Linked DNA regions of Homo sapiens: all the other regions are linked to region 3. The links are chromatin contacts, found by Hi-C or POLR2A ChIA-PET in ENCODE. All regions are on one chromosome and are shown on one strand. Each heading gives the region's core, a stretch centred on a gene start or an enhancer-like site at or near the end of the contact. The rest is flanking DNA. Distances are from core to core; before and after follow the strand shown. Region 1 has its middle 37 kb from the start of IKZF1. Region 2 overlaps SPMIP7 (sperm microtubule inner protein 7). Region 3 overlaps VOPP1 (VOPP1 WW domain binding protein). Region 4 holds the start of VWC2 (von Willebrand factor C domain containing 2). Region 5 overlaps IKZF1 (IKAROS family zinc finger 1). Region 6 overlaps IKZF1 (IKAROS family zinc finger 1). Region 7 overlaps IKZF1 (IKAROS family zinc finger 1).

What was found. Hi-C counts contacts between places; a loop is a spot of excess contacts on that map. ChIA-PET counts read pairs that join two places held with the same protein, here RNA polymerase II (POLR2A). Pooled maps may share reads with other maps.
Region 1: a map with no recorded cell type shows a loop between it and region 3 (7-fold over the local background). The contact joins two enhancer-like sites. A Hi-C loop is called at or near these places in 9 of 37 single-sample maps with no recorded cell type and 9 of 50 pooled maps.
Region 2: a map with no recorded cell type shows a loop between it and region 3 (8-fold over the local background). The contact joins two enhancer-like sites. A Hi-C loop is called at or near these places in 3 of 37 single-sample maps with no recorded cell type and 4 of 50 pooled maps.
Region 4: a loop to region 3 is called in a pooled map, with 13 times the contacts of the local background. The contact joins the promoter of VWC2 here to the enhancer-like site in region 3. A Hi-C loop is called at or near these places in 3 of 37 single-sample maps with no recorded cell type and 2 of 50 pooled maps.
Region 5: a map with no recorded cell type shows a loop between it and region 3 (6-fold over the local background). The contact joins two enhancer-like sites. A Hi-C loop is called at or near these places in 6 of 37 single-sample maps with no recorded cell type and 5 of 50 pooled maps. POLR2A ChIA-PET finds 5 or more read pairs at or near these places in 2 of 52 experiments (activated B cell and common myeloid progenitor, CD34-positive).
Region 6: a map of B cell shows a loop between it and region 3 (6-fold over the local background). The contact joins two enhancer-like sites. A Hi-C loop is called at or near these places in 1 of 168 maps with a recorded cell type or tissue (B cell) and 1 of 50 pooled maps. POLR2A ChIA-PET finds 5 or more read pairs at or near these places in 1 of 52 experiments (activated B cell).
Region 7: a pooled map shows a loop between it and region 3 (2.4-fold over the local background). The contact joins two enhancer-like sites. A Hi-C loop is called at or near these places in 3 of 37 single-sample maps with no recorded cell type and 7 of 50 pooled maps. POLR2A ChIA-PET finds 5 or more read pairs at or near these places in 1 of 52 experiments (CD8-positive, alpha-beta memory T cell).

What each region holds. Positions count from the first base shown.
Region 1 is chr7:50,265,821-50,269,701 of GRCh38, reverse strand. No RefSeq gene overlaps it. Among named protein-coding and RNA genes, the nearest start is that of IKZF1, 37 kb to the left of the region's middle. RefSeq lists an enhancer at 2,536-2,635. Within about 2 kb of position 2,066, at least 8 of the 41 ENCODE cell types and tissues checked have a DNase peak (open chromatin) inside an H3K27ac peak, as active enhancers do.
Region 2 is chr7:50,144,819-50,148,389 of GRCh38, reverse strand. The region is part of intron 7 of SPMIP7 (sperm microtubule inner protein 7); the gene reads right to left. Among named protein-coding and RNA genes, the nearest start is that of SPMIP7, 51 kb to the right of the region's middle. RefSeq lists a silencer at 2,554-2,603. Within about 2 kb of position 2,314, at least 3 of the 41 ENCODE cell types and tissues checked have a DNase peak (open chromatin) inside an H3K27ac peak, as active enhancers do.
Region 3 is chr7:55,532,832-55,536,544 of GRCh38, reverse strand. All of the region lies in intron 1 of VOPP1 (VOPP1 WW domain binding protein), which reads left to right. Among named protein-coding and RNA genes, the nearest start is that of VOPP1, 38 kb to the left of the region's middle. RefSeq lists enhancers at 1,459-1,618, 1,639-2,248, 2,289-2,348, 2,689-2,758, 2,829-2,948 and 1 more. Within about 2 kb of position 2,129, at least 21 of the 41 ENCODE cell types and tissues checked have a DNase peak (open chromatin) inside an H3K27ac peak, as active enhancers do; they include B cell, where a contact is called at or near this core.
Region 4 is chr7:49,772,279-49,775,997 of GRCh38, reverse strand. VWC2 (von Willebrand factor C domain containing 2) reads right to left here and starts at 2,360. Exons shown (of 4, transcript NM_198570.5): 1 at 1,885-2,360; 2 at 1-665. The coding sequence starts at 562.
Region 5 is chr7:50,332,080-50,335,528 of GRCh38, reverse strand. All of the region lies in intron 3 of IKZF1 (IKAROS family zinc finger 1), which reads right to left. Among named protein-coding and RNA genes, the nearest start is that of IKZF1, 29 kb to the right of the region's middle. Within about 2 kb of position 2,053, at least 7 of the 41 ENCODE cell types and tissues checked have a DNase peak (open chromatin) inside an H3K27ac peak, as active enhancers do.
Region 6 is chr7:50,310,023-50,313,699 of GRCh38, reverse strand. All of the region lies in intron 1 of IKZF1 (IKAROS family zinc finger 1), which reads right to left. Among named protein-coding and RNA genes, the nearest start is that of IKZF1, 7.1 kb to the right of the region's middle. RefSeq lists an enhancer at 1,417-1,566. Within about 2 kb of position 1,492, at least 5 of the 41 ENCODE cell types and tissues checked have a DNase peak (open chromatin) inside an H3K27ac peak, as active enhancers do; they include B cell, where a contact is called at or near this core.
Region 7 is chr7:50,359,144-50,363,044 of GRCh38, reverse strand. The region is part of intron 3 of IKZF1 (IKAROS family zinc finger 1); the gene reads right to left. Among named protein-coding and RNA genes, the nearest start is that of IKZF1, 56 kb to the right of the region's middle. RefSeq lists enhancers at 1,757-2,274, 2,275-2,794. Within about 2 kb of position 2,389, at least 5 of the 41 ENCODE cell types and tissues checked have a DNase peak (open chromatin) inside an H3K27ac peak, as active enhancers do.

The sequences.
Region 1 (3,881 bases), core at 817-3,316, 5.3 Mb after region 3:
GTGATACCAGGATGGGTGTCAGCCCTCATGGCCACTCCTAAGCTGGTGGAGGAGTCAGTACCAATCATATCTCAGCTCAGAGATTTCTGAAAGAAATTCCAGCAGAGGTGAAGGCTGAAGAGTACATGAGGGATGCCCAGTAGAGGAAACCAGCATGTGCAGGACAGAAAAAAGTTACACAGTTTTATGTAGAGCCTAACAGGGGAGGATTGCAAGCATCTTAAGGCAGTGAGACTCCTGGGATGGAATGCCAGGCAGTGCAGACTGCCCTTCTGGGGACACACATCTCACACAGACAAATCCTGCTCTGGTCTGGTCTCCTTCAAACCTTGCCTGTCCCCTGTAAAGTATGCGCTCTTGCCCTTTCCCGCATTTCAAATGAGGAAAGAAGGCTGGTCCCTCTCTGGTACCCAGCAGTAGTGCTCATGGCAGCTGCTTGTTCATGGCTCCTGAGTCTCCCTGCACCTGCTATGTGTGTTTGCACAGCTCTAAACCACACTTGCCCCATGGAACAGCCCTCCTAACTGTCTTTCCAGTAGGTGGGAATTTCACTTCCTTATTTCCAGGCATAAATTATTGCAGATGCAAAATTGCGACCTTGTTTTAGACACAAGTGTTAAAAATATAGCTCTTAGATATTCAACAATACTTTTTATCCTCTCCTTTGAGCAGGAGGTGGCCTGAACTCAACTTGTTGGCCAATGAGGCCCTTGGCTTAGCAGAGCATGAATTTTGAGAGAGAGGTGGAAGGAGGTCAGTCTCTGGAGCACGTCATGAAGGTGGCATTTTGCTGCTGTTCCTCCTTTCATCCTATTCCTTAAGAATAACTACAATCTAAGATACTAGGCCCTATGGGGCACTGGAAGGGCCAATTGCCCACCATCCATCTTGCAAGGTAGTGGACACATAGGGTTACCTGGCACACCTCTGCCAGACAGGGCTGCTACATAATTTGTAGGGCCCAGTGCAAACTGAAATTAGGGGGTCCCTTGCTCAAATGGCAGGAAAAACATTTCTTCCTTCTTTCTGGGTCTCTCTCTTGTCATGGTGTTTTTTACTTGCTATTTAATGTCACATCCCTTGGACACAGGAATACTCATGGGGAGATTGCAGACACTCACAGGTACCCAGGGCCCTGTTCACAACTGTGTAGGCCCAACCATTCCCATGCACAGGCTCAGGTCCCCTCCCAGCAGATGGCAGTGGTTGCTGGGGGTTGCTTGGGCAGGTAGCTGAGAACCCATCCCTGGGAGGGGGAGGCACCTGGAAGGGAGCCCCACATGAGCAGAGTCTCCGAGTCCCCAATGCATGCTCCATTGCTTCGTCAGACTTTACGGACAAAACACAAATTCAAGGTAAATTTATTCACAGTTTCAAGACTGCAACCACAGAGCATTAACTGTAAAACCCTGAGAGACTGCACTGCTCGCAGGCCCATGAAGCTGCTCCTGTCACCAGGCTTAGTGGGTGGCTAGGGAAAAGAAAACAACCAAAAACACAGTGACTTGGATTTATCAACATTTGTAGGTTCATATGTTTGGTCTTTATGAGTTATGTGATCTTGAAAAAGTGGTGTAACCTCTCTGAACCTCAGTTTCCTCATCTGTGCATTGTGGCTAATCACTGCCCATGTAACAGGGCATTGTGAGGATGGAGAAGTCACAGAGTGCAGAGGCCTCATAAACTGGAGGGCACTGCCTTGGGAGGGGTTCCTACCCTGGGCAATTGATTGATTGGCTCTGGAGTTGCAGCTGCAAAGGCATGCTGGCCTCTCCAGTCTTGCAGTCAGGAAGGCTGAATGTGGTCAGCTGAGGTGCTCACTGCAGCCTCAGGCAGGCCTAAAGGTGTCAGCTGCAGAGTCTACTGCTGGCCTTGGCTGGCTACCTCTGATCTAGCATATTCCTTCTTTAACTGTTCTGCAACCAGGTAGGCCTCAGCTAGGCAAACCAGAGTCTTCTTGACTTCAAGCTGAGGAGCATCTTCTGAGTGCCTCCTGCAGCCAGACTCTTTGCTGAGCTCCAGGGATGGGGGATAGACATTGCTCTGTCCCCCAGGGGCTCAGACCACAAGCTACAGCAGTGAAATGCAGGGGCCTCGGGAGCCAGAGGAAAGTCCTGAAGAAGCTCGAGGGGAAAGTGTGCATTTCAGGCCCTGGGCTGAGTCTAAAATAAGGGAGTAGGCAGGTGAGAGAGGGAAGAGGGGCTCTGGATGGAAAGAGAGACTGCAGGGGCACAGGAGTAGGGGAGAAGCAACTCTCAATCGTGGTTCCAACTAGGTGGGCTTTTCTTCCTCATTCCATAGTGAAGCATCCTGGGTTCTGATATGACAGGTGGCAGCTAAAAACATCTTGGTTTTGCTTAGAGCTCGTTGTTGTGTGGTGGGAAGGTGTTCATAACAAGAAACAGCCTCCTCCTTTCTACACACCAGCTGAGCTAGAACTCTATCATGCAGCAGTGGGGCATTGCTACCAGAATGGCTGCTCTTGAGGGAAGGGGAAGACTGAAGATCAAACCATGCATGGTTCACAGTAATTGGTGCTCCTTCCCAGTTCCAGTTGAGCAATGTAAAAGAAGGTGACTAACAAGACATTAAACTGTGTGCATGTTTCAAAGCACACCCAGGACAGAGGCTCTCGGAACCCACAGGAGCCTGTGGTTTCTGAAATATGGGTGGGTGGCTTCCTGCAGCTGCAAGGCATGCTGGGGAGGGGAGATGAGATAGGCCGCGGCCCCGCCTCACCCCCTCTTCCCGAGTGGTTTGGCGCGGGTGTGCCCAGCCTGCTGCTCCTGGCCAGGCAGTTAGAGTGGAGGGAAACCTCCCGTTACCAGGAAAGCAAATAATGGGCAGATCAAATAAATCCATGTGGCTAAAATGCAAAAACAGATAGAAATCTATCTCAGGCCAGTGCCTGTGGGAGCAATGGGAAGAGATTCATTTTATTTTGCATATGTAGACAGTGATTTTAATGTTATGTAAATGCAGCCAGCGATTCCTAATTGCTCCTGAAATGCACGTGTCAGGGGCTCTGTTGCAGCACAGGTTGCTAATGATAGAAATAAGCTGTGTTTTTTACAAGGAAGGCTCGCGATTACCAGCTTTTGATTTTTCTTTTTTTTTTAAATTACAAATTTTAATTAGGACAAGCCAAGGCAATGAAGGTGGAGGGGCAGGACTGCAGAAGTGCCTGGGGTAGAGACAGCTCAGAAGAGTCACCTGGGCATGGAGAAGGGGTGCCACAGGTGGCCTTGCGGCTCTGGGTCAGCCTGAGAACAGACACTCCTGATTTCAAAGTGTAAAGTGTCATTCACCCCCTCTGAAGCACTTATCCAAGCTGACATACTGGGAAGTCAGGGTGGGAGGCAATAGTCTCTGGTTTCTCCAGGAAGATGAGCTGTGATGATCTTTCCCGGCAAAAAGCCGAGACTCTCAAGAGCAAAGTAGCATTGCACAGGGGCAAAGAATGACAGGAAAGTCACAAGTGTTGGGTGATGCAGACCACACACTTGGGGCAGGAAGAAGAGTTGGTGGAGCCCACCAGAAGGGAGGAGGTGAAGACCAGTAAAGGCAGTACAGCCCTGCCCCCTACCCCTCCTGCCCTGTGCTCCAGCACAAGCCCAGCTCTGTGACCCTCTTAACATAACACCCTCTCTGAACAGAGCAAGAGCCTCTCCCTCAGGCTGCAGGTACAGTGCCTGTCTGCTAGGCGAGACCCACCACCTTCAGAGATGCCACTTACCCAGGACACCCTAGGCTGTAGTGATGGCCTTTTCATCAAGATTATCCAATCTTTATCCCAGGACTAAGCCAGACCTCCAGAAATGTACATACCTGGACCCAATTCTCTGCCTCTCAAGACGACGCCACAAAGCTTTTCAGACTTA
Region 2 (3,571 bases), core at 1,065-3,564, 5.4 Mb after region 3:
ATTGCACAGCCTCTGTGCCTCTGTGGCATGCATGTTATTGATGCTAAATGGTATCATATGTTACATTGTCTTAATGCTATTAGATTACATCATATTTAATAATAACATTTCATGGAAGATTAGACTGATTAGCTGCTCAGTCTTGGGAATGAATTCAGTTGCATAATAAATTGCCAAATATTTGAAAACGAAAGTCCTCACCCACACTGCTTCTAAATCTACTCCATTTAACCCTGGCACATATGGCCATAACAAGGGGAATTTTGCCATCTTAAGTGCAACACAGCGACCTTATATTAAGAGGAGAATACTCTCTGGGGAACACTTTAGACTGCTGCTGATAGGAGATATTATTTTTCAGCTGGAGGGAACAAAGCTATTAAAGATACTGAAACATACAAGCCGGGAAATGGATTTCCAGGTTAGTCGCATGTTCAAAGAATTCCACTCCCCATTTGAGGAAAGTAGAGAGACGCAGAGACCCACTTAAAAATAAGAAGTCTTCATTTTTGCCTTTGCTCCACAGCTTCTAGTCCTTTAAATACCTTATTTTGTACTCCCTAGTTCCAAATAAGCCAGGATTTTGTTCACTAATTGATAAATTTGAATATATTATTGCCCAAGTCTACAATGAATTGGTTCTCAACCAAACATGATAAAATAGAAATTAAGTAATTTAAGAAAATCAAGAAGTTTAGTAACTCAGAAGAAGGGAGCACAGATGGTATATAAGTTAAATATGAGAGGAAAAATGTGGAGAAAACCATGTTATACGTAGAATATATGTATTGTATATGTGCATAAAATTTAGGCATGCATAGAAATTCTCACTCTACACTGTAAACATGACTAATAGTCATTGAGTATGTTCTATATTCCAGGCACCCTTTTAAATGCTTGATGTAAATTGACTGTTTAATTCTCACAACAATCTTGTGTCATAGGTCCTATGATCATGTCCATTTTATAGATGGAGAAACTGACACAGAGAAAGTCTAAGTATCATGGCCAGCACCAACCAAGCTGGCAAGTGGTAGAACTGGACCTCAGTGCAACTGAACTGAATAGGAAGGACCATTGGCATTACTCCCAGCCCAGCCAGGAGAGCCTCATTAGCTCACAGTGGGCTGCAATTATACAGGGTGGGGTGTAAGTGCAGGTTCAAATCAATGTGATAGTCTTTTATTTAGAGCCATTCTATATCAGCTACAGTTCTAGGCAGACATCAAGCTGACTTAGCTCCCAACAGCTTTCACACTAATACTTTTAATTTAAAAAATGCACATTTAAATGTTTAAAGATCCCAAGTGAACAAAGACCATGGATGCGACATAAGGGAGGGGGGTGTGAGACAGACACATTTAATTCCAGGGCTGCCCTGACCAGCTGTGTGAACTTAGACCTCAACTGAAGTTTTCTCAGGCATCCTCACCTATAATTGGCCATCAGTCAGGGTAGCTGCACTCCCTTGGAGGGTGCTGGGGGCGATGTGATGCAAGTAAAGGCCTGGCACAGTGCCCAGCATGCAGCAGGTGCAGACCCATGTGAGAGGAGCAGCAGGTCATGGATGGAAGTTAGGGTGGGCAAGGGGAGCAGAAAGTGGGAGACGGAGGAAGAGTAGTAAATTCCAGGCTTGGACTTTAAGGAGGGTCAGCCCAGAGGGCTGAGAGAAGGGAAGGACTGCAGAGAACTGTGAGGCAGATGTGGCTGGAGGGGAAAAGACAGGAGTCCATTGTGAGTTGGGGTTTGTCTGATTTTATTGTTCAATGACAAATGCAAATAAAACTGGAATCATTTTGCAATGACTTTGATCACTGGATTGCATTTTTCTGAATATCATAAGATGTCGTGGCCACAAGATATTTTTTAGGAATTGCAGGTTTATTGATTATTCTCTTCATCTGGTGGGTATATTCTTTCCTCCTGTGTTCTTGGGATCTTCAATTCTTCCATTTAGGAGGGAATGTAGAAACAGTATAACTCAAAGCTCCAAGAACCCATTATTTGCCAAAGGCAGAAGCCACGTTTAATGTGAGTTAAGGCAAGAGCTTGCCCTGGGGATTAAGAGGCCAGTTCTCTGGACTTTTTACCACTCATGAAATGAGTGATCTTGGCTCTTTATGCCATTTCCTCTGGCCTCAGCCTCCTCATCTGCAAAATGGGGATAGAACTTGCACCTTCATTTCTGGCCTCATCACACTATTTGAAAAACAAATGAGGGAGTGTGTGAAAGTAGTCTGAAAAGGCAGAAGTATTGGGCTGATCTAAGGAACTACTATTCATAGAGTTATTCTTTAACCTGGGTTGTGGTAAAATTTTGTTAAGCTGCAACACAGTCCAGCGACTGACAGGGAAGCCCCCTTTTCCATGGGAGACATGTGCCAGGGGCTGCCTGGGGGTCCATGTTGGACAATTCCTCTTTATTTGCAAATGCTTCCTCAGAGCAATCATTGAGGTCAAAAAGCACAGTAAATATGAAACCTTGTAACGTCCTTAGATAAAAGATTATAACTTAGTGGAGGATGGTACCTCATAGGCAGCTGCCTAGTTTGGAAAAACAAGCAAATGGTGACTGCAAGTGCTGGGTTTGGGTTCAGAAGGCATGGGCTGTGCTGCTCTGTTAGCTGGGCCTGCACCTCACCTTTGCTGAGCCTGTTTATTCTTTGGAAATACAAGTGTGAGATGCATATATGTTAGATCTCAGGGCTCTCTCCCATATATGTAAGATGTATATATATATATATATATATATATATATATATATATATATACACACACATATACACACACACACACACACACGCACATATATATATATACATATATATATATGTATATATAATCTACAATAGAGTCTGTTACAAAAGAAAAAGTACCCCAACACTCTTTCCATATCCTTGGGAAAGGACAGAGATCTGCCATTACAGATGATTCAATTTTTATGTTCCTTGTACTGATGACTCATGACTGCAAAGCACTGAAATTATATGGGACTGTAAAATGGTTACTAAAAGGGACTGAGCTTATCTTCAAACTTGTTCACCGAGCCCTTGCAAAGAATATGGATCTTATACTGAAGAGGATAAAAACAACAGATTTGAAAAACAGGATTCTTTTTTTTTTTCATTTTTGAGACAGGGCCTCTGTCACCCAGGCTGGAGTGCAGTGGCGCGATCTTGGCTCACTGCAACCTTCACCTCCCAGGCTCAAGCGATTCTCCTGCCTCAGCCTCCCTAGTAGCTGGGATTACAGGCGCTCACCACCAAGCCTGGCAAATTTTTGTGTTTTTTAGTAGAGATGGGGTTTCACCATGTTGGCCAGCCTGATCTCCAACTCCTCACCTCAGGTGATCCACCCGCCTCGGCTTCCCAAAGTGCTAGGACTACAGGTGTGAGCCACCGTGCCAGGCCTGAAAAAGCAGGATTCTCATCTCAGTCTTACCTTAACTTTCTGCTTGACACAGATTATAAGTGCGGATGAATTTGCATCATTTTAAAAAAATTCCTGAACACTACCCAGATCCGGTCAACAGTTCATGTTTGTTGAAGAAACAAAGATAATTGTTTAGCTA
Region 3 (3,713 bases), core at 880-3,379:
GAGTTTGTTTTTTTGTTTGAGACAGAGTGTCACTCTCACCCAGGCTGCAGAGCAGTGGTGCAATCTCGGCTCACTGCAACCTCTGCCTCCAGGGTTCAAGCAATTCCCCTGCCTCAACCTCCCGAGTAGCTGGGACTACAGGCGCCCGCCACCACACCGGGCTAATTTTTGTATTTTTAGTAGAGACGGGGTTTCACCATGTTGGCCAGGTTGGTCTTAGACTCCTGACCTCAGGTGATCTGCCTGCCTTGGCCTCCCGAAGTGCTGGGATTACAGGCGTGAGCCACCACGCCCGGCCTTGCTTGAGTTTTAATCAGCCTATGTATCCTGGCAGTCAGGGCCAGTCTCCATACTTCAGGGTGTATAGTCAAATCCAAGTACAACTTTTGAGCAGGCAGAGAAGGAAGTGGATATGTGAGCGTTTCCACCAAAGGTTTCCTGAACGCTTGGCCTGGGTCAGGCACTGGGGCCAACAGGGTGGCCGAGGCAGGGCCCTTACTCCTCAGGAGCTCCTGAAGACCCAACCCTGCAGGAGGAGCCAGGGCCCTGAGTGCATGATCCTTGCTTGGCACAGAGTGTGGGTCAGGTGTAGGAAAGAGTCGGTCGTCATCAAGGAAAGAACACTGTCTTTGGAGATAGTCTCAGACCTGCGGTAAGTTGATGTCTGCCTGCCCAGCCTCTGCACAGAGGGACAGTGCCCCAACTGCATCCTGGGATGGCAGACACAGTGCTGAGCATGTCTGCTGGTTGAGGGCAGCCCACTCCTTCCCATGGTCTCATTAGGACCAAATAAGTTCACGGAAGGGAAGATTCCTTGTAAGCTGAAGTGCTGAGAGTTAAATTTAATCAGAGCCCCAAGGGGGAAAACTAACAACTCACCTTCTGGAAGTCTCGAAAATTTTCATCCAAGTGACACTGAGGCTGAGGCTCCGTTGGTGGAAACTCTGAAGAAGTGTTTTCCAGATGGAAGTGAATAGACCTAGGGTTCTCTAGAGGTGCATGGATGGAAATGGCTGCGGGGCGGGGGACTGGGAGGAGCGGCAGAGACAGGAAGAGCCAATGGCATGTGGGGGCGGCCAGGCCAGAAGGACACTCCCTGGGGTCTGTACTTCACCCTCAGTGAGGCAGCAGGGTTTCCAGGGGGAGCCTGCCCCAGTGCCCTCTGAGCTCACTGAGCTTTGCCCTGATCAGTCAGCCCCACTCTTTTTGCTTGTTTGTGTAATGAAGCCCACTGAAGATAAAATTGCATTCAGAAGAAAGAAAATTATGACCTCAAGGGGAAGCAAAGAGAAACCCACAGTGAATGGGGAGCCCCTGGAGATTTTCTAGCAGGAGTTGGTGTGCTGTGTGCCCTCCTTTCCTATTCTCTATGACAGAGCCCTGCGTAGCCCCCTGAGCTTTGTCAAGGCTGCTGAGAGGTTTAGGGGCAGGTGCAGTGTCAGGAGTCCCCCAGCCAGGCCCTGGCACTAGAGGCCATGCGGCCAGACTTGGATGTGGCAGTGGTCTTGGGGCAGGTGCTGCAGGCTCTACCACTCTTCAACTGTGTCTTCCTGTTCTCCTCTTCTCCCATCAGCAAGCTCACCCCCTGGCTTTTGATGCCAGCCTCCTTTGTGGTGTGGCAGGAATGTCCTGGGAAGAGACAAGGCTTGACCACGTGGATGGAGTGGGAAGACAGGAGGCACTGGGGACAGCATGTGGCTGGGGTGAGCTAGTGGGCGGTGGTACTTTCCCCAAAGTCCAGAGCACTGGGTGGGAGCAGCGCTCAGCTGTAGGGATGTCTGGTGTGAGGTTCTTCTGGGCACCTGGCAGAGATCCCAGGTGGCAACTGGCAGAAGGTCCCCAGCTCAGAGTGGGCCCTGCATGGCGTTGTATGCTGGTGTTCTTTTGTGGGCAGGACACCTGCAAGAGGGCTACAGCTGGAGAAATGGGTGGGGAGGAGTGGCTGTTGACAGCTCCCTGGGCCCAGAGAGAATTGAGTCAGAATTGGGGAAATTGCAGAGCGAGCTCAAAAGCAGAAACCCAGTTGGGGGAAAGTACTGAGCCCAGGGCTCTAAATGACTAATGCAGAAATGATGTTAAGTTTACCTCCAGTCAGAGTGAAACTTTGGGCAGCCCCCGCTCCCTACACGCAGCTGCCCTTCAGGGGAAGTGAGAATTGGCCCAAGCCACAGGTGACCATGACAGGACCTTGCACTAGCTGAGACCCGAGGGTTTAGGAAATTATATGAGAAATGAAGCAAGAGATGATTATCTTTTGACAGCCAAGTCCCCAGATGGAATTTAGATATTTGAACTAGGCCTAAGGAATGTCTGTCTATTAAGTGTCTGTAGAAATTTCTGTCATCTGCTTGCACTTGCTGTTTTACTCTGCTACCATTCTTTTCTCTCTCCATCTCGTAAAAAAAAAAAAAAAGCTACATGAAATGATTTCCTTCACGGATTTTAACAAGCCAGGACACAGTGACAGCTATTAGAAATTATAGCTGACAGGGCTGGGAGACAGCTGTACAGTTTGCTGGTGACCTTGCACAAATGAGTTGTTTTGGGTGGAAAAGCTGTTGCTTATTTACAACACTGAGGCAGAGTTGTTGCTTTTGGATCTGAGTTTTGCCATCCTCCTTCCTGTGGGTGTTTTCACTCATCTACCTCCCTACCCACCCACCACACACTGGGTACGAGAAAAGGTAAGAAGAAAAGACTGGGAGGATCAGAGGATATGAAGGTCAGTCCCCAGACAACATCATCGAAGTTCACCCCATCACTATGTTGATGACTGAGGAGGGAAAGCCAGGTAGGGATTTAGGATTAACCTGAGTGCTGTTCTACATTCAGCCTCCCTTGCTAGTCTCCCTGATGGGGACTTTCCTTTGGTGGGTAGTATGAGGGGTTCTTTGAGTTAGCAGAGTCCCTTCCATCTGAAGAAGCTGAGGCTCAGGGGAGTTTCCAGGCAGTGAGACCCTAGGTCCGGAAGGTTCCCTGATGTGGTGTCCCACATAGCTGCTTCCTCTTTCGTGGTTAAAAGCAGATGGCAGACAGCACAGTCAACCACGGTCATCTCTGAGGCTGACTCAGAGCAGGCAGGTGTTTTTTTGTTTTTGTTTTTTTTTCTTGGCACAGGGAAATCTAAATGAGAGAAGAAATATTTATAAGTGATGGCTCTGGAAGCTGCTTGTGGGTGGACAGTGATGCCCTTCCTGAGTGGGGAAGGCAGGGGCATTTCTGCTGCTGTCCTTGGGCACTGCCTTTCAAGAGCACCACACTGCCCCTTGCATGCACCCACAGACAACACTGAGTGACCGGCCTCCATCCTCACTGGTCTGACCTGGAGGCAGCTGACTGAACCAGCTTTTAGGAGGCACTCATGTGAGTTTGTGTTAAACAGAAATGATTGAGTTGATTGGGTTCAGGAGAGAGACAGAACTGGCATCAAAATCACCTTCCTGGCACATATGTTCTCAGTCCTCCTGGTTTTAGCTTAGGCCTCCACACTGCCAGAGACTCCCTGAAGATTTTCTGATACACAGATGCTGCTTTGGGGCAGCACGTGGAACTGACTCTCTTTCTCCCCAAATTTGCTGTAACAGCTTAGTCCCTTAACATTTATAACCAATCAATTCATGACAAGAAATAGAAAGTCTTCTAAGCACAAGAAATTGCTTTTTGACTCCAGGTTAAATATTACCAGATTTAATGAAAATGCATATTACTAGAAT
Region 4 (3,719 bases), core at 1,111-3,610, 5.8 Mb after region 3:
CGCACAGCGGCCCCTCCTCGGTGCACAGGCACGGGCAGGCCGAGGGGCCCGGCGCGAACTTCTCCCCGATCGCGTACACGAAGCCGCTCTCGTCCACGCAGCCCTTGCCACGGTAGTCCGGGTACACGTACTCCTCGGGTGGCTCGGGCGTGGGCGCGAGTTCCGGGCCAATCGCGTCCTGGGCGGCTGCGGCCAGGGCTTCCGCCTGCGGGGTGTCCCCGCGGGGCCGGACCTGCAGATCCCCGGCCTTGGCGCCCCCGCCCTGGGAGACCCAGGCCTGCTTCAGCTTGCTCCACGGCTCACGGCCGGCGAGCCCACGGCCGCTCTTGCTCTTCCAGTCCCGGCCGCTGCCGCCCTCGTCCCTCGCCGGGCGCCCGAGCTCGTTCACCCGCCCCGGGCCGTCCCGAGAGGCGTGCTCACGCTTCTCCTGGCCCGGCTGCTCTGGTGCCTGGGCCAGCTTCTCCAGCGGGATGCTCGGACTGCACAGAGCCACCATCAGGCAGCAGGTGACCAGGAGGGAACTGGAGAGCGCGCCAACTGCCATCGCAGTGGAGCTGGGCATCCCCTACCACGTCCCGGCGGGCGGGCGGGCGGGGAGCGCGGCCGAGGGGCGAGTCGCATTCACAGCCCGGGGGCGCGCCGCCGCCAGCCGGGAGCCGCCGTCCCTGCGGAGAGAACAGCAGCACAACTGAGCCCCGCGGCCCGCGCGCGCCCCGGCCCGCCGCGGCCCCCACCCGGGCTCCGGCATAGCTCTAGATTAACGAGCTGGGCGACGGGGGCGGGGGCAGCATGCCCAGCGTCGGTGCACGGCCGGGGTTCTTAGACATCACAAACTGTGGAGCGATACATTGGAAGCGAAATCCAAGAACGACACCGGCCGGCGTGTTTCTGATGTAGTCGTGATTAGTGTTGGAGATGGCCAAGGGCGGCTTGCGGAGCCCAGGGAACGCAGCGAGCCAGGCCCGCGCCCCCCTGCAAAGCTCTGCCTTGAACCACGTAATTCAGGCACCCAGGGTGTCCCTCCCTAGGTCCTGGCCACATTTCCCGAAGGTTATTAAATGGAGAATTCAGCAGTGGAGTTAGAGACGGACGAATGTACAGGAAGATAAGAGGGAAACTCTTCCTCATTTGCTTTAGGGGGTTGTGCTGGGAAAATGCGGGGAGGTTAAACAAAGCTTCTCCTAGGACTCCACGATTCATTTCTAACAACTTCTTAAAAGACTCCCGTCTCGGGAGCAGACGCCCCCTCCCCGCTCTCTAAGCCCCGCTGCATGAAAGGATGCCCTCGGCCCCTTGCCAGAGGGCCGGGTCGGGGATTCCCGGGGCTTCAGCTCCTCTGCCGGCCCGCCCCTCCGAGCCTTGGGAGCCAGGTCGCCGGCCGCAGCGCTCAGTCTTGTAGTGTCCTGGCTGCGGAGCAGAAGCGCCCGGGCAGCACCAAGGTGTGCAGTGCGGGAGGCTGGGGCCCCAGGGCGCAGAGTGGGCGCGAGACCCTCCTACTCGCTGGATCCCGGCCAGCCTTTCTGGATTCCAAAGTTTCTGCCGCCCAAAGGGGCTGGGAGAGCCCGAGACGCCGCAGGACACCGGCAATCCAGCCTCTCTCCGCCTCACTCCCCGAACGCCCCCACTCTGCGCACTCCGGTGCGTCTGTCCCCTCCCCCTCAGCCCTCCTCCCTGAGGGCTCCGGACGTGCCCGGCCCTGCTGACCCCCTGCCCGGTCCCTGCCGACCTCAACACTGGGCGAAGCGCCCATATTCACAAACTTGGGCGGGGGAGGGGGTTCCTCCGGAGCAGCTGAGCGGCTGAACCCAGCTGGAGCGCGTCCGGCCGCGCGGGGACACCCAGCATGCACCCTCAGCCCTGAAGACCGGCGCCAAACCTACATACATGAGCGCAGGGCGCGGGCCGGACGCCGGGCTCGCAGCGGGCGCAGGGGTAGCAGCGGCGGGCGCGGGCCCGGGTTGCCAGCGCCCATCCTGGGCCGGCCGGCGACCCGCGTGGGGCGGACCACTAACAGCCCAGCCCCACCTGCGCGCTCCGCCTGGCGCGCACACCGGGCTAGGGCGTCTCTGGGGAGTCGCTCATCGCGCTGTCAGCTGCCGGTAGTCGCGGCCCCAACTCGCGTCAGTGCCCGCGTCGCCCTCAGTCGCTCATCCTCCGGCCTCGTCCCCGCTTCTCCGAGACCAAGCGCGCCCCGGGGGCCACCCTGGCGCCGCCTCGCTCCTCTCCGCGGAGGGGTTCGGGGAGCTCTCCAGACCCGGCAGCCGGAATGTCTGGGCAGCCGTGGCGCGTCGGAGGGAAAAGAGAAGCCCGGAGCGCGGCCGGCGCGCGAGTGGCACCGAGGCCAGCATGGGAGCTAGCGCGCCCGCCTCCCGCCTCCCCCTGCCGCAGCCGCCTCCGCCCGGCTCCCGTTCCGCTCCCTCCTCTGCTGCCCCCGCTCTGGAGGCCCCGCCTTGGCCCGCGCTGCCCCGGGGGAGGCCCTCGCGCTGCCCCCGGAGAGGCCCTACCGCCGCACCCGCTCCCTTTGCTGCGCCGGACCAACCTGTCACTCGTCCGCGCGGCCGCGTCCCCACCTCCGCAGCCGGCCGCAGACCCTGCCAGGGCTGCCATTCTCCAGTCGAGTCATTCACTTTGCGCTGGACCTTTCATCTTGGCTTTTCTCTTTTCTTTAATTTCTTCCTTCCTAATTGGCCCCCTCTGGCTTTCCTCTTTGTGGACAGCTTGTTTCAGCTACTGTGTTCAGATTGGGATTCGAAGGCCGTGTTAGTTTAGCAGACTGTTGAGACTTTCTCGTCTTTGCATTCAGAAACCCAGAGAAATAGACGTTTACGAGTAAGAAACGTAAAAATCTCAAGCGCGAACTTTCTGAATCTCTGCCAATCTCTCCCCGCTCCCATCTTCCTCTTTCTGCCTGCTCTCTCTTCTACTACAAATAGAAACCTGTTTCCTAACTTTGCTAGAATCCTCAACTGTTAAGCAGAGGCCCGGTTGTTTTTACTCTTTGATCTTGTGTAAACGAGAAAACGTCAATAGTACCTGTTCAAATTAATCCCCGAAATTGAATTTTCATGGAAATGGCCCATGGCAGTGGTTCCCACTCACGGCATTTTAGAATCCCTGAAAGTGCTCGGACGGTAAACAGATAAGCTTCCCTGCAAGGTCAGGCGCTCTGGCTGGTGGGAACTGGGGAGGCTGGTTTGGGACACAGTTATGTCTATCTTTTAATAGTATAGACAAACAAATCTTAGCTGAGGTGCTAGGGAGCCCTCCTTGAAAGCCTGAGAAGGCTGCCCCTCCACCCCCTCCAACACATACACAACCAACAGGGCTGGATGGAGGATTTCTTTCTCTCTCTCTCTCTCTTTTTTTTTTTTTTCAGACGGAGTCTCGCTCTGTGGCCTAGCCTGGAGCGCAGTGGCGCGATCTCCACTTACTGCAAGCTCGATTCCCGGGTTCATGCCTTTCTGCCGCCTCAGCCTCCTGAGTAGCTGGGACTACAGTCGTCCGCCATCACCCCCAGCTAATTTTGTTTTTGTATTTTTAGTGAGACGGGGTTTCACCATGTTGGACATGATGGTCTCGATCTCCGGACCTCGTGATCCTCCTGCCTCGGTCTCCCAAAATGCTGGTGAGCCACCGCGCCTGGCCTGGATGGAGGATTTCTATGTACAGGATGATTTGAGCCCTTCTGCTGTTTCAGTTCTCACTCTCATTTTTCCTTT
Region 5 (3,449 bases), core at 804-3,303, 5.2 Mb after region 3:
CACCACACACCACACATCCCATACACACATACACACCACACATACACACTACACATCCCATACACACATACACACCACACACACACCACACATCCCATACACACATACACACCACACATACACACCACACATCCCATACACACATACACACCACACACCACACATCCCACACACACATACACAACACACCTCCCATACACACATACACACCACATACCACACATCCCATACACATACACAACACATATACACACCACACATCTCACACACAACACATATACACACCACACATCTCACACACATACACACCATACATCCCATATACATATCCACACCACACACCACACATCCCATACACATCATATATCCCATACACATACACATCACACATACATACCACACATCCCATAAACATATACACACCACACACCATATATCCCATACACACCACACATCCCATGCACACATGCACACCACACACACTACACATACACACCACACATCCAATACACACATATACACCACACTCCACATATCCTGCACACATATACATATTACTTGCACACACACCACACATACACACCATATATCCTATACACATATATACACCATACACCACACATCCCATACACACACACACACCACACATTACACATCCCATACACACACATACCCCACACATACACACCACATATCCCAAACACACATATCCACCACACATCATGCATCCCACACACATATACACATCACATGAACACACCATACATACACACCGCATATCCCATGCACATATACACACTGCACACCACACATCCCATACACATATACAGACCACACACACACTACACATCTCACACACATATACACACTACATATGCACACCACACATCCCATACACATATACACAGCACACACATACACTACACATCCCATTCATATACACACACCACACACATACACACCCCATATACATATACACAGCATACACATATACACTACACATACACACACACACCACACACATACATGCACACACAAACATATGACACACACAACATACAACTACATGCATAAACATACCACATGTACATAGATACAAACACACACATGCCACACACATACATATACATACATCACACACCACATATACCCCCCACATATATACAGACACCTGCACACACACAACACATGTACCACATGCACATATACACAAACACACACACATCAATTTCAGTTTTCCAAGGAAAGTTATTAAACTTCTGCTGCCTGATCTCACCGGTCTATTCCAAAACCTAGTACAAGATGTTATCTGATATAGCACAAAAGTCACTTACTTTAATCTAAAATCAAAACTGTCATGAAGTTCTGTGGAAGACATCATGATCCCTAAACATTTTGAACTATTTGACAAATTAGCAGACATAAAAATCCTACCCAAAACGAATCTGGAAGACTGTAAATTAAAATTTACTTTGAAATGCGAAGCAATGAACCTGTTACATGATGGCCTCTCTTATCAAACATGGAAAAGCTTAGAGGTGGGCAGATCATTTTGTAATACTATATTTCATGTTTGGGAAATTTGAAAAAGGGGAGGCTTTCCAACCGGGATCATCTGGGTTTGGATATGTTCATGCTGACAATACCTGCTGTCTTCACGAGGCATTCCAAGATAGTGGTAGTAAATTGCAAGATGAATAACATAGAATTTTCAAAATTTGCTCCATGGACCACTGAACAATAATTCAACTATGAAGGGGGAAAGGAACTAAAAAAGCAAGGTGAACAAGAATCCAAATAATATGCTTTCAGTTATTCCTCAAAGAAGAAAGAAAAGAAAACTTGAAAACCAGTACTCCAGCCACTTGAAGTTCGGCAAACAGTTCTCGGCTTGAGACTTCTCTCACATTTGAACATGCTTGAGTTCAGCTGCAGCTAATGCTCAGATGCTGCTAGATAATATTTCTCCCCAGCTAAAATGGGGTTTATCGGTTCAGAAGAGATGCATTTCGCAGATAAAAACAACTTCCTCTAGCTGCTGATTAGATAAGCAGGCTCCGCATCCGTGCTCAAAAGCCTGCTGCCCAATCTCCAGAGCGGCTGCTTTCTTTCCATGGTGAAAGCTGTCCCCAGCACCGCTCCTTCCCTCCCAGAGTGTAGAGGACTGTTACCACCATTTGTCTACCCACCCCCCTCCCCCGACTACCGTGCTGGTCTTCTGCCTGAAACTGTAAAATGAAGGGGAGATTTGGCACCAGAATAGCCAATTTAAAATATGGTAATCCTCTTACAATTCCCACTGCAGTCTTAGAACTCATGGCTGAGTAAAGAAATTTTTACTTCAATTGAATGAATAAAAAAGATTTATGCTTTTACACACTCAATCATTTGTTCTGGAGTCCAGAGGGAAAATACCTAGATTTCTTTTCTACTTTTTTTTTTTTCAATTAGGCTAGGGTAAATCAAATTCTGTTCAAACTATTCAACATGAAGGACCTAAGTTGTGCTGATTCAGTTTCTATCTCTCAGTGCTGCCAGGGAGCCTAGAGCCTATGCCTCTGAACACCACACTGTGAGATGCAAGCTGAAATAAACCACTCATGAAACCATGGCGATCCCCTCCCAACTTCAGGAGTTGGCTGCTCCAGTGCACAGAGCCAGAGAAGCACATTCTGGAATGTACCAGGGCATATAGAAATATACCTTATCTCCCTATATTCAAACTCATGTGTCCTCCCGCCTGAATAACTACTGCCTGAGGTTGTCCCGATTATCAAGCCAGGTAGCAAGTCATTTAGTAAGCCCTGTCCCAGGCCCATATGGGCCTCAATCCTTTGGCCTTCCACGGATTCAACCAACCCATCTCCACTTACATCAATCATGGTCCCAGTTCAGTCCTACAGCATTCCTGTGCCTCTGCCCTGGGTTTTTTCTTCAATTCTACTCTAAGCCCTAAATTTGCTTGTCCTCTTTCTCAGGGGTGGCCATCCCGTTTTCTAGCCTGCAATCTTTCTTCTCTGTCCTCTGGTCTTTTGCTCCTCTGTTCCACCCACCCAAACGCCTCCCCTGCTGCCTGATTTCATGGGGGAGGAATGCCCTTACTCACACCTCCAGACCTGTGGGCTTGTCAATAGAATCCTAGTGGCTGAGGACTCTTGGTTAATTTAGGACACGGAAATGTGTACAAGAGAGAAGTCAGTAACTGGCAAAAATGTATGTATAAAGGAGGAGGAAAAAAATGCAAGGATTACTGAATACGGGAAGAAAATAACTAAGTTTTTACTTTTCTCACACAAAACACTTATCTGCTCTCCAGACCCCAACCCTGACATAATTCCTAAACAAAAAACTTTTAAGAGCCCCTGCTCAAGAGTTTTCAGAACAAGTCTCAATTCATTTTTTTACTTCTCTAGCATGTGTGCCATGGCTGACTGAGTAAATCTGGGGTT
Region 6 (3,677 bases), core at 243-2,742, 5.2 Mb after region 3:
GAGAACCAAGGCTAAGAGAAATAGCTTTCCCCAGGTCACACAGCTAATCAACCACAGAGCTGACACTTGAACCCGTGCAGTCTGATGGTGATGCCTCTTTCTCCCTAGCACTCTTGCCCATCAGAATGTTGCAGCCCAGTGCAGGGGTCGCACACTCCAAATGCATGACAGATAAGGATGGATGCTACTTATATACTGCTAGAAACTAAACATGATCTTTGTAATACTCTGCACTAAAGGCAAATTTCATCATAAAACTTCTACAGTAAAGTTCTGGTTATTTGGCCAAATGTATGCTATTTACTTTTTCCTCCCTGACAAGTGAAGCTACACTAGAGTTACATTTGGGGTTATTTCCTTAAATACTCAATGATGCTTATATTGAAGGGAGTAGATACATGGGGGAGACAGGGACCAAGCCTGTAATTTATTTAAAATGCCTTAGGTCACAGACCTCTTTAATAAAACCCATTATTCCTGCTAAGAGACAAGTCCTTTCATCTTCAGACTGGTAGATTTTACTTTTGCAAATCTATCATATCACTGTGAATTACACTGTATTTTAAAAAAGGAAATGCTTCAAGAGAAAGCTAAGGCAATGTGCAAAGTCTTTGTATCTAGTCAAAGAGACCTTATAGGTTTTCGTAACAATTTGACAAAACAGGTTGAGAGAACATAAAAACTTCCGAGCACTCTTATTTCATTTCTGATTCTTTTCATTTTTCAAAAATTAGCTGCCAATCTACACATTTTCATGATTATTCCACAGAGTATTGCTGGTGCAAATAACAATGAAAAACAAGATTTAAACAGGAAAGCAGGAATCCAATTTGGCTTTCACACCACCCTCCCCCGACATTTAACTGAGCCACAGAAAACTCCTCCTGCGGTTTGTTCCACTGTGAAACTTTTTGAGGGCAAATCAGCTCAGATGTGCAATTCTGTCCTAGCATTTTTTATTTTTATGGCCAGGAACTGATATGCAAAAGAGGAAGGGTCAAAGGGAACTAAGGAAACCTTTCAAAATACAGTTAAAAACTATGCTGTTTGAATGTTTTCTTGGTAAAGAGGTATTTGATACAGAGGGAAAAGAAACAGAACATTTTAAATGCCACAGTGGAGCCACCTGTTTCAAAGTGAGGTATAAGAAAAGATGGCAGATACTGTATTCAAAAAGTTGTTTTAAAAATAGAGAAAGTGGAGTTGGAGACAGTCCTCTGTGTTCACGTTTGTTGCTGCAAGAAGCCCAGGGCTGGAGTTCAAGCTGGCCATGACTGTCTGTCCTGACGTTACAGGCATATTGTATTGTCTCTACCCTCTCATAGGGGTGCACGGTTCACACGGAGAGGAGAGGCTTCCCGTCTATACTACTGTACCATCCACTCTTAAACTAATACTGCTGTTTATTGAGCCGCCATGGTAGAAGCATACACAGTCAAAATTGATAGAAGCTTTTACAGGCCCTCTTCTGATTTGGGCCATCGACATGAGCCACTTCCTAGGTAGCTTCCTCAAATATAAATGGCGTTTCACACTTCATCACTTAAGTTAAAAAAATCTAAGTTTAGAATCATTTTCTTCTGCCCTCTTACCGATTTCAGAGGACCTTCATGCATGGTCAGGAGCTGTGCAGCAATATGAAGTGCAATGAAAATAGAACCTACAGCTTTACAAAACACAGAAACTGCCTCTAAAAGAAGGGTCCACACAGACATGCCCCAGGTCATTATTTTTTTGGTAATTTACTATAATAAGATAAAGAGACAGAGGACCCCAGGAACTGCTGTGTTCCCATTATTTTAAACGTTTTTTTCTTCATTTTTTTTTAAAAAGAGAGATAAACACAAACTTATAACAGTAAGTTTTTCCCTCAGCAAGGCCATATGGTGTCACAAAGAATGCTTTATCTTGCCTTCTTAGCAGTTAAATTATCTTAACGTACAAGTAAATCATTTCAGGTGGACATTTTGAAACTCAAACTTAACACTGTACATAATAGAGAAATCCACTTGTATACCCGTAACATTTCAAACAATGCACCTGTAAAACTGAAGTTTCTGCAAAGCCATTTGACTTCTATTAAAATAAGTGCTTGTGTGAGTTTATTTGGCAAAAGCTATATTTTATTTAGTCCCAAAGAAGTAAAATTATTTAGATCTTCACAAGAACATCCCATTGTTTATGAACCCATACGTGTATATTTATTAAAAATAACCTGAAGTCATGATTGATTGATTGGCCCACTGAGGACACATTCCTAGGTACTATAAATTTTCCTCAACTTATTTAGATACAGTATCTACCATTAGCAGGTGGTAAGACAAGATCTACAAAATCTACATATAAATACAGAAAGAACATGTGTTCTAGAGTAAACACATTAGGGGATTCATTGTTGCACATATATCTATTTACCTCTTATTCCTTGCAATATAAAAGGCTGCTTTGGCCTGACCTATATACAATAATGGGTATTTAGTCTTTCCTCCAGAGAGGATGAAAAGGTGCAGACATCCTGATGGGTGTCTTCAAACTAAGGTAGGCCACTTGGTTTCCTACTAATTGGAAATTTTCCCCAAGGGACTGAATTCTGACCTCTGTTTTGTTTACGACACCCACAAAATTATCAGCTATCATCAAGATGAGATTTTTTTCATAATAACTATAAGAAATTAATCTATGTTGAACTATACCCACAGTATATGGAATTTGATTCAAAAATCAGGTTCCTTAAATTGTAGTTTGGTCTCTTAGTAGCTTTACTTTGAAAATTCACCTTGCTCATCACCCCACCTTCGAGGGGTTCCACTGAAGTCAAAATGAGCTGTGTCTCAGAAGGGCAAAGGGAAGAATAGAAGCATCAATGGCTTGGTAACAATTACTGCTACTGACAACAATCAAATAATGACAGAAAAGAACATCATTTAAGAATCTAACTTGGTGTTTTAGCTGGATCCTGTTAGCAAGAAAGTTCTAGATTCCTACTTTGTTCTGCAATAGGGAGCTCAGCGCTGGCTGTCCTGTAACCCGAATCTGGAAGCATTCTTAAGACACTCATGCCAAAACCATTCATCACATCGTAAGGTCCATGCGAAACGTGGGTATCAGGCCCCACCAGGATAGTTTAGACCCCATTTTGTAGTCCTTTATTTGTGGCCTATGATCTCTTCATGCAAACCCAGGGGGAGGGGGCTCATCAGTAAAACCTCAGAGAGCTTACAACTTCCTCATTTGTGGGGGTACAAAAAATGGGCATGTCTTTATTTATAACCTGACAGAAAATGCTCCTGTCCATAAGAGAGCGAAATGTGGGAAAATTCATTTTAAACACAGCAATCAGATTTTTCTGCAGCTCTTAAGTAAGTTGAAATTATTTATTTTTAATGTTTCACTTTACATGCTCCTTTTTAGCAAATTTCATTTCTTTAACAAAACATTGTCTGCTCTTAAAGTGAAAATTCTGTAAATTCAAGCAAACATACACAACCTCATACTAAAGCGGGAAAACACTCATACTGCAAAAGTACTCACAACTTCCTACCAACTTTTAAAATGATAATTAATTGCCTTATGTTTAACAACCTGAGATAATTAGCAGTATGGTTTTAATTTAATGAAATAGAATATACGATTTATCAATATGTTTTTGCAGTGAATCTCTTTGAATATCAGCTTAA
Region 7 (3,901 bases), core at 1,140-3,639, 5.2 Mb after region 3:
TCATGGCCAAATTATGTCTGAGGTCTTTGGAGAGGTCTCCATTCTTATTGTTTTCCAACCACGTCACATCCCAGCATGGCCATGAAGCCCCTGCCTTTGCCCAGCCAAGGCAGCCCAGCCTGCACCACATCCTGCCTGTGTTTCCTGTCCACCGTCTGGCATGTGAGTTTGTTTGCTTGCATCATGGGGACCTTGCTTTCAGGCACCCCTCTCAATCAACCTGCTCATTGCCCTAAGATTATCATCCTCAACCTGCTCTTATCCGGTCACAACTGCTTCCAAGCTTTCCATGGGTCTGCACTGTTACGATGAGAAAAAAATCCTCCAGTCCTGTGTCAAAATCTCCCTACAACTGGTGAGCAATGAATAAACTTCTCAGCAGGTAATATTATTCAGATAAGCAATAGTAAGGGTGAACCTTATGGAAAAATGCTTTAAAACAAAAAAGAGAGCCCTGTAGCTCATGTTTTAGTAGAAAGCCACACGCAGATAAAGATAACATCTACCTTCTTGTCAACAAAGACCTCAAGACCCATAGGATTAGCTACAACCAACCAACATTCACCATGTTTCCCAGATGGGAAAAACAATAGGGCTAGTGCTTTGCAAGTCCACTGAAGGTGAAAAAGAAGGCAGGAAAACGCCTTCAGTGCCTGCAAACCGTGAGTCTGTACAGTCTTCCCTTCAGCTCCAAATGCCCCTGGCAGACACTTACTCTATCTGGCAATGGGGTTGAGTGGACCTTCCGAAGCGCCTCACTTACCCTCATGGTGTTTCAGGGATGAGTGTCAGGTCGAGGGACAGTTTTGGTTGCTTCAAATGGGACATGTCAGTGATGGCCAAAGTCACTATGCTTTACTTCAAATCCCAGCTGTTGGAGCTACCTTCCAGAGCAGATGATTTGGAGAACTTGACAGAAGATTAGGAAAAACCAATGTCTGGCCCTTTCTCTCTTCATGTAGTACAACTAGGCACCAGTCCTATTTTTGTTTTTGTTTTATTAACACAATTTTAATTGTTCACAGTGAACTAATTAAGATAGAAAAAGCTCCAATTAATACACCTATGGCTTAGAAAGGGAGAAATGGGTACTTCTAAAGAGTACAAGAAAGGAAACAGCAGGTTCAAAATGATGGTTCTTTTATGGGATTAGCTTTTTTTTTCTTTTTTGAGATGGAGTCTTGCTCTGTCACCAGGCTGGAGTGCAGTGGCATGATCTTGGCTCACTGCAACCTCCTCCTCCCGGGTTCAAGTGATTCTCCTGCCTCAGCCTCCCGGGTAGCTGGGACTACAGGCGCGCACCACCATGCCCAGCTAATATTTGTACTTTTGGTAGAGATGGGGTTTCACCATGTTGGTCAGGATGGTCTCGATCTCTTGACCTTGTGATCAGCCCACCTCGGCCTCCCAAAGTGCTGGGATTACAGGCGTGAGCCACTGTGCCTGGCCAGGATTAGCTTTTAAATGATTGTTTTGGTGCCATGTGCAATCTTCCTGGATCCTGAGGTTGGAGCATTTCCTCAGCTGCCCTGCTAGGCCTGTTTCATGTCAGCCAACTTCCGGGTCCAGGATCTCCATATAACAATTTAGGGGAAAACATTCAACAGGTTGAAGAACAGGCTTAGGGATATTTTCCCAGTGTTGTAACCTTCTTGCTTACTCTTTTTTGGAAGAAATACTACTTTTTTGTAAAAATGATATTTGCTGATTCTAAAGACACTGAGTAGACAGAAGCACTATGATGGCACCTCTAGAAATTACCCCCAAGTTTTATAATTTAAGGAGAATCATATGCAAAGAAGAAAATGCAAAAATGATAATGAGAACGGGGTAAGAAAGCTTGGTTCATGCTTTAAAAGGAGAAGGGAAAGGGACATTCAGGCAATCAAGAAAGGCTGAAGAAAACTAAGAGGGCTGGAGGAACAATGATTAGATAGGAAGGCTCTTGTCAGGGATCGTGGCAGGGGTGAAGAGTGTGAGGTCCTCAATATAAGTGAAAAATGAAATTTAATTTTGTCATTCCAAATTTTATTCTAATAAGGGAGATTTGTGCTGGATCACTGGGCCAAAATGATAAGGAAGGGAAATGCTACAAAATAACTGGGCTGCCCATAAGAGTGTGGGTCACACGGCGGGCAGGAGGGGCTTGGGGTGTGTGCATGGAGAGCCACCTTTCCATATCTAGGCCCTGTCAGGACATGCTGGGGCAGCGCCGGGCAGAGCCACATGGTGATGACTGGCTGTGTTCCCTGCCACATGGAGAGGAGAGGCACAGCAGGCAGTGCGGAAGGGACGACATGGGGCTGCGGAGCTCGGCAGTCGTCAGAGTGTCTGCAGCGTGGGCCACAAGGCAAGAGCCTTTGATCAACTGTTTAGCATGTGCTCTAGCTGATGTAACTGCACACGTGTTTTAGATGTGGTTTTCCCAGTAGCACACTCTTACAGAAGCAACAGGTTAAACTGTTGCTGCCGGTGTAAAAGGGAGTTCGGCAAAGTGAAGGACTAAAGACTGAAGGAAATGTTTTGACTGTTAAGCTGGACTTGGCTTCCTGAAATGGGGTTATTGTATGTGCATTTCACACGTTCTTGAGGTGTAGGACATATCACTTCTGACTTCAAATGAGAACAAACATGCAAAGAAAGGGCTGAGGAGTTTAAATCCATTTCTGTGGCCTTTGTCCACCTAAGCGATCAACTGAAGAGAACTCTGGAGGCTGTGCTCAGCTCCTCCTCAGGCTCTGCAGACAGACACGGCCATTCCCTCTCATCCCCAGGGCTGGCAGGGTGTCAGCCTCAAAGATTCCAGAAGCCCAGGCCCTGCTTCAGGGAGGCCAGAGATAAGTAATCTCCCCCAGGACACACAGAGGGTGGATCCTCTGCTGTCCCTCCCTTCCAGAAGCCCAACGGGTCCCTGTCAGAATTCCAAGCAGAAGGTGACTCAGCACAGAGGAGGAGGGATGGGAAGAACAACTCAGTTGCCCTCTTAATCCCGCCGCTCTCGGCCATGGGTACAGTCCTGCACACTTTGTGTCTTTAAGTGGTTGCTAATCTTTAAGGAAGGGGTATTTGTGTAATACTCTGCTGAGAAATCCTGGGGAGTCAGCCAGCCTCTGGTGACCTGACCCCACTACAGGTGGAGGTCAAGTCTTCAGTCCTGCCTTGGCAGTTTCTTCTGCCTTCCTCCCAGAAAGTGGATTTCTCAGGCATGAGCTCAAGCTGAGAGTCTGGTGATGGTAAAGATCAGAGTGCAGGCAATCTGGCATAACTGTAGCTGAACTGGCTGTCTGCAGAGGAAAGCAAGGGGCTGAGGAGCGTGGAATTGGGTGGGTGCATCTGGTCTGGTGCACTGGTGCACACACATGTGTACATGAGTGACCACGTGTGCACGTGTGTACATGTGTATGTACATGTGCAAATGACACACAGAGATCGCCCTTTCTACACATATATTTAAAAAGGCAGCTCAGTAAAATCGACTCACAGGTAGAGAGTCCATTATTTACTGTGACTTTTCCATGCAGAAGGACAGTGGTGCGGCCAAATAGGCAGCAGTCTCCACTGTTCGGAATGTCAGATCAGCTCCTCCTCACTCTGCGCACATTCCCCCGCCTGCCAGCTCTGTGGGCAGAAGGCTGCAGGAGTCAGATCTGGTCTCTACAAGACTCAGAAGTCAGGATGAAATTCATGTTTCCTCCATTTCTTAACAAAGAAGCACACCTGTAGAGATTTCTGAGCAAGGAATTGTGACTTGTTGCAGAATTTATTTTATTTTATTTTATTTTTTGAGACAGGATCTTGCTCTGTGGCCCAGGCTGTAGTGCAGTGGCTCGATCACAGCTCACTGCAGTCTTGACCTCTTGGGCTCAAGCAATCCTCCTGTCTCAGCCTCCCGAGTGCCTGG